2 separate regions of the Homo sapiens genome follow, and region 1 is linked to region 2. Evidence: chromatin contacts called from ENCODE Hi-C data. All regions are on one chromosome and are shown on one strand. Each heading gives the region's core, a stretch centred on a gene start or an enhancer-like site at or near the end of the contact. The rest is flanking DNA. Distances are from core to core; before and after follow the strand shown.

What was found. Hi-C counts contacts between places; a loop is a spot of excess contacts on that map. Pooled maps may share reads with other maps.
Region 1: a map of OCI-LY7 shows a loop between it and region 2 (9-fold over the local background). The contact joins the promoter of HLTF here to the promoter of TSC22D2 in region 2. A Hi-C loop is called at or near these places in 1 of 168 maps with a recorded cell type or tissue (OCI-LY7), 1 of 37 single-sample maps with no recorded cell type and 9 of 50 pooled maps.

What each region holds. Positions count from the first base shown.
Region 1 is chr3:149,084,468-149,087,819 of GRCh38, reverse strand. It overlaps HLTF (helicase like transcription factor), which reads left to right and starts at 1,287. Exons shown (of 25, transcript NM_003071.4): 1 at 1,287-1,503; 2 at 2,931-3,138. The coding sequence starts at 1,484. HLTF-AS1 (HLTF antisense RNA 1) reads right to left here and starts at 1,488. Exons shown (of 3, transcript NR_046648.1): 1 at 1,342-1,488. RefSeq lists enhancers at 925-1,442, 1,328-1,537, 1,443-1,960.
Region 2 is chr3:150,406,627-150,409,795 of GRCh38, reverse strand. It overlaps TSC22D2 (TSC22 domain family member 2), which reads right to left and starts at 1,498. Exons shown (of 3, transcript NM_001303264.2): 1 at 1-1,498. The coding sequence starts at 445. RefSeq lists silencers at 1-137, 808-1,407 and an enhancer at 388-437.

The DNA of each region.
Region 1 (3,352 bases), core at 38-2,537, 1.3 Mb after region 2:
AGGTCAGGAGTTCAAGACCAGCCTGGCCAATATGGTGAAACCCCGTCTCTACTAAAAATACAAAAATTAGCTGGGCGTGGTGGCGGGCTCCTGCAATCCCGGCTACTCCGGAGGCTGAGGCAGGAGAATCGCTTGAATCCGGGAGGCGGAGGTTGCAGTGAGCCAAGATCACCCCCATTGCACTCCAGCCTGGGGGACAGAGCAAGACTCCATCTCAATAAAAAAGAAAAAAAAACAAAAAAAAGAAAAAAGAAAAGCTGACCACCTAATATTATTGTGCTGACAGGCGTGTAACATGGACCTCTCTGTGACGCGCAAGTATTATCTGGCAGTTACATGGTGCCGCCTGTGCAGCTGGGCGCCACCACCAGCTTCCTGCCCTGTGCGATTAAAAGGCCAGCTTCGGGGACAGCAGCCTCCTCAACGCAAAGCGACCAGCCCTGCCAGGCGTCGGCTGCAGCTGGTCCAAGGTTGACGGTCCCAGGGCCGCATTCTCCTTCCGGTCACCTCAGACTCTGGAAAGAGAGCCATGGAGGGCCTCAGAGCGCCCCTCTGCAGTTCCTTGAGGAAAACAAGGGCCTCCCCCTCTTGGCTGGAGCAGCCAAGTGCCCACGGGGAAAATGGTCCCGTCCACCATTTCAGGCAAACGCCCCCATAGCTGTAATAAACATGTGATGGGTTTCCTGCACCAAGAAAGGAAAATTTTCCTTAAAAATAACAAAAAGAGGTGGGGAGGGGACTCTAAGTTCCATTTAAGATTTTCCAAACTCGTTGTGTCTCATGCATACGCTGAGGCTTAACATGAAAATTTGGAGCGAAAGTCCCCACGGTTCACCACAGGGAATGAAGTAAAGTATCTCGCCGGTAGCTCTAGGTCTCGTAAACCGTGGAGCTCCTTTAGTATAAGGCCCTATTATGTGCCACATTAGATGAGAAGAAAATAAGAGGAAGGATACGGTAGAGCCTTTAGAATGGGGTTCAGTCTTAGGACTCGTAGGATAAAGGAAGGTCGTTTCCCTCCGTTTGAGGCAGGGAATCAAACAAAACACCGGCACCGCAGGCACCGCAGTCGCACTCCTGGGGCCTCGTGGCTTTCCCGCGCGCCCGCCTTGGGGGCGGGGAAGAACCCGGATGGAACCACCCTTGCAGCCCGGACCCCCCGCCGTCTTTGAATGGCAGCGGGGCGGAGTTGCCCTCCCTTCTGTGCTCTGACTGGTTTGGCTCCGCACTCTCCTCTTCGTGATTGGGCTTTCCTAGTGCCAGTCACAGAGCGACGCTGGTCTCCCAGATTGTTGCAGAAGGAGACGGCGTCGACGTCTGACTGGACTCGCGGCGACTTACCTTTCAGTCGTGCGCTCCTGATCCGGCGCTCGGAATTTGTCCCCGGCTTCAGGGCTGCGGGGCCTGGAAGGAGGCGTATCGAGGCGGCTCGAAAACGATCCAGGGGAGCCGAGGCGCTCCTCTTGTCATCCCACTCAGCGCCATGTCCTGGATGTTCAAGAGGTGAAGGGGGCGGAGGGGGTGGGGCGCTCGGTCTAACGGCCTGGAGGCGTCCCCAAATGAACCTGACCTTCCCCGCGTTCCTCTGCGTTCCCTGGGCGATTTGTGCAGCTGTATTCGTTCTGTTGGTCGCATATGTGGCCGCCGGAGAAATAAATGCATTGTCTTCGCTGGCGAGTAGGGGCTCCTAGGGCGAGTCCCGTGTTAGGGACTTGGGAAATCTCTGTCACCGACTGTGGGGGGCCTGGGGCTTAAAGCATCTCGGCCAGTGCTTTATTTAACAAAACATCCATTAGATACCCACTGTGCGCCAGGCATTGTGCTCGGTGGAGGGCCGAGTAAGACAGTCCTTGTCCCCAAGTGGCTCACAGCTTATCTGTATGCACAGACGTGCAGATAAGTATTTGCAGAGGCGCTAGTAGAGATATGCGCCACTTGCAAGGAAAACGCATCGCAAATAAGCGACTGTTCTTAGGAGAATGGAAACTTTTTGCAATGCTCCAGTAGACTCCCCTTCACTTTTCATTGTCCAAATTGGTATTTATGGTCATTCCCGAAACAGTTACACCTAATGGGTTTGGGGTTATGCTTAAACCGGCGACGGAAGGCGGGTACGGGTGGCTTGGGGCCAATTTCCCACGGTGGCGTGGTTTGGATACCAGAATAGGTGTTCTGCTCGCAGGGAGTTACAGTGATGGATGCTGGATGTATTTTCTGGAAAATTATAAACAACTTCTGGTACATTAATAGTTGTATTTTTATAAGTCTTTTATATAGCTCAATCCCTATTGAAATTTTGGCATATGATTTCATTTTTTAAATTATTTTTTTGACATGGAGTCTCGCTCTGTCGTCCAGGCTGGAGTGCAGTGGCACAATCTCGGCTCGCTGCAACCTACGCCTCCCGGGTTCAAGTGATTCTCCTGCCTCAGCCTCCCGAGTAGCTGGGATTACATATGGGCGCCACCACGCCTGGCTAATTTTTGTATTTGTAGTAGACAGGGTTTCACAATGTTGGCCAGGTTGGTCTCAAATTCCTGACCTCAGGTGATCCACCTGCCTCTGCCTCCCAAAGTGCTGGGATTCCAGGCGTGAGCCACCGCATCCGGCCCATAATTGTAGTTACAGACATCATATACATATCAATTTAGATGATTTTCACTGGGAAAGAGGTTAGTGAACTCTGACTAGGCTTTTCATTTTGAATACCTAGGGGGCAGGTAGAAGAGCCAATATTGAAAACAGGTAGAGTTCCTAGAAGCCTTCTCCACTCACTGCAATTCCTGCTTTAACGAGAGTAACTATTAATCTTTACCGTGATTCCCATGTAAGATTTCATTTGCTGAAGTAAAGCATGAGAAAACTACTCATATGGTCTTTGGAAATACTTAAATATTATATTGTTTTTCTTTGCCTTTAAAAAAAAATAGGGATCCAGTTTGGAAGTACTTGCAGACTGTCCAGTATGGAGTTCATGGAAATTTTCCACGCCTCTCATATCCAACTTTCTTTCCACGTTTTGAATTCCAAGATGTTATCCCTCCAGATGACTTTCTAACTAGTGATGAAGAAGTAGATTCCGTTTTATTTGGAAGTTTGAGAGGTCATGTGGTTGGACTACGCTATTACACGGGAGTAGTGAGTATAATAGTAGATAATTAAATTTTGATTATATTTCTGGCGTTAACCTAGAAAATAAGAGAATTCGCAGGTGATGTGTGCGGTTAATCTTTATTTTACTTTAAGTTAGTTAAATATTTGTACGCAAAAAATAACAAATACCTTAAGTGACCCTCCCACCTCAGCCTCCCAGAGTGTTGGGATTACAGGAATGAGCCAATATGCTTGGCCT
Region 2 (3,169 bases), core at 249-2,748:
CAGTCACTGGCCCGGCGGATGAGCCCGCGAGCTGGGGGCCGCCGGGTGCTCCGGGGGCGGGGGCCGAAGTGGCAGCCGCCGCCAGGGTACTGGCGAGCGCCCCAGACACGCTCCGGGCCGAAACGACTCCTCCTCCGTTGGCGGGAGCAGCAGCCGCCGCTGCCAGCTGCCCATCTAGGAGGAGGTTTGGGGAGACGGTCCCGGGAGTCTCCGCATCCCCAACATTGTTAAGCGTCTCTTCGGAAGAGCTGCGCTCGCAGACCTCCTCAGGGCCATAATCCGTGGCCCGAGAGACGTCGAAAATCTCGGAGGAGACGTCCTCTGTGCGTGACTCGTCCGGGTCGTCCAAGCTCTCGGTGTCCTCGGTGATGCTAGTGGCCACCTGGGCCGTGGTGACACTGGTGATCTGGAAGCAGCTCTTCTTCTTGGCCGGCATCTTGGACATGGTGAAGAAGGCTGGAGGGCAGAGAGGCACGCCGGCTCCTCTGGGTCCTGTCGGAAACCGGGGAGGGCAGAGCACGGGCCCCCAAAGACAAAGTCCGAGTCTGCGCTGGGGTCTGAGGCCCGCCGCTGTTAAGAGTCACGGGCTGATCCAGGCGCTGGCCGCCCGGTGAGACATCCTCCTCCTCGTTTCCTTCTCTGTGTCGGTCTCTTCGGCTCTGCCCCCGTCTCAGTCCCGCGGCGGCTCCTCCTTCCTTTTTAGCTCTCGCAGCCGCGGCGCCTCAATTCAATTCCCTCAGAGGCGGCGAGAGCGCGAACCCAGGGGCGGGCCGGCTGCTTCCTCTCTCGTCTCCGGGCAGCCGTGGTCAGTCCAGCTCGGCGCTCGGCGCGGTCAGCAGGCCTTGGCTGGGGGTGGGAGTGGGAGGGCGAAGAGGAGGAGGAGGAGGCGGTGGCGGCGGCGTGAGGGGCGGTGCTGCCCCGCTCGGGCTCCTCAGGCCGGTGCCGGCGTCAGCGCTGGGCTCTCTGACTGAGGGAAGGAGCGGCGAGTCCGGAGTCGGAGATGCCTAATTCAGCCGGGAGCCGCGGGCCGGAGCTGGCTGAAGGTCCGCGGGCGGGCGGTGGGGCTGTGGCGCGGGCAGGCGGCCCTCCCTCCCCGGCTCTAGCCGGAGCTCAGCCCCAGGGACATGTCGACTGCCTCAGGCGGAAACCCGCTCTGGGGGAGGGGAAAGCCGGCTCGGTCCTCCCCTTACAGGGGGAACCACCCCTGCGGGCGGGCGGCGACGGCGGTCTCGGCCTCCCCTCGCGGCTTCTCTCAGAGAGGGGCGGCGGCGGCAGACCGCTGGCACGGGACCGGAGGCGCCCCGGCTGTGTGAGGTAGCGGTGGTGGCTTCTCCGGCTCCTCCTCGGTGCGCCCAATTCCTAAACCCCGAAGAAACTGAAATTCAAACTGCTGAAGCGGCGGCTGCAGCTCCCTCCGCTGGGCCAAGATGGGGCTGAAATGGCCGCGCCAGGGATGCTGGGAGGAGCAGCAGCCCCGCTGCCGCCGCCGCTGCCGACTAAAATGCCGCCGCTGCCGCAGCCACCGCCAGCGCCGCAGCCGCCGCCGTTCCGTGACGCACCGGCGTCGTGACGTCACCGCTCCGCCCCCTCCGGTTTCCTGCAGTTTCGCGTGGAACCTGGGGTGGGGGGCAATGGGCGGGGCTAAAGGTTAAAAAAGGGAGCGGTTTCTTTATTTAAAATTTTTAAAATTTAAATTTTGTGTTGTAGGTTCTTTAAGCATTGACGAGCTAAAGACCATTTTAAATTCTAAGCCTAGGGAAGCTTACAATGGAACTAATCAGATGTTTTTATGTCGGTTTGTTCCGAGACAGTGGAAGACTGGAGGTCATGTGCTTGTGTCTAATGTTTAGCAAAATCTTAGTGAAACGAGGGCGATAGGAATGGGGGCTGGGGAAGACTTAGATGGGATAAAAAGAGGTGCGGCTGGAAGAACTAAATCACTTTAAAACTTCTGAAAATAAATGTTGACCATTGTAGTCAGAGGAGTAAAATGTTCAGAGAAATGGGGATGATTAAACAAGAACGGCAAGCCAGATTGAGTCAGAAAATTATCTTCCTGCCAGAAATTCTGTCTCCCACAACGGCATCAGGGGGTGGTTACTTGCCCAGGGTGTAGTCAGTTTTTAAAAAGCTTAAGGGTTACCAACATATTCCTAAATTTCCTGAATTTGCTGTGATTCCAGGATTCATTTAAACTCTTGAGACTGTTTTACTTTCGGCACGAAATCAGCTCATGGGCTTTATAAATGTAGAACCTACTGCATTATAGTTCTTCTTTTTGTTTATTCTAAAACTGTTAGTAGCAGCCAGCGTATTATATGATTTGGATTGGGCCATGAACAACCGTAACGAGTGATAAAGCACCCTTTCCTGTTCCAATGCAAAGAACAACTATGAAAAGAAAGTACTGGCAAATTTATCATCTTGTAGTTAGTTCCTGGCCAAAGAAAATGGTAAGGCCATTCTTTTAAGCAGTTAAAAAAAAATGGGGATGGGCTCTTAAACTTTGGCATGCTAAGGCCATTCTTTTAAGCAGTTTAAAAAAATGGGGATGGGCTCCTAAACTTTGACATACTAAAGCAGTCGTCATTTAGGTAAAATCTAAGTCTTAATGGAAATCGTGATTTCATATCTACTGCAGCGTTAGCAATCACATAATGATAACTTAAATCAGTAAATCGTTGAACTCGGTTCTCTAATCTTTGAAGAATAGAAATACTTTTTATCCCAAAAGATGTTTTGAGAATTAAATTTGCAGAGAATTTTTTAGGTCTTTAGTTGTAATTTATAGAGCTAGGTCTTTTAACTTTAGTGGAAACCATGCCCTCCAAACCCAAGTGACTGGAGTCAGAATGTGAAATAAGACGACATAAAATCCCTATTTCTTAAGGGGCTGGGCGAAAGTAATGGAACAAAATGTAACGTTATGCTATTGTGGCAGAGATAGCTAATGGAATGTTTCATTTCTAAGTCTGTAATTTCAGTAATTGTTAGAGGCAGTTTTCCATCAATAAGTTAGATCAAATGGTTAAACCCAATATGAATTTATAAAAGCTTAATTTAATTTTGGATTGATTTACCAGATGTTTAAGGTGGTTATAATGGGTAGTGTTGATGGTGGTGCTTTTGGAAAAATGAGTATTATATGCCTGCTCATCCCTTTACATTA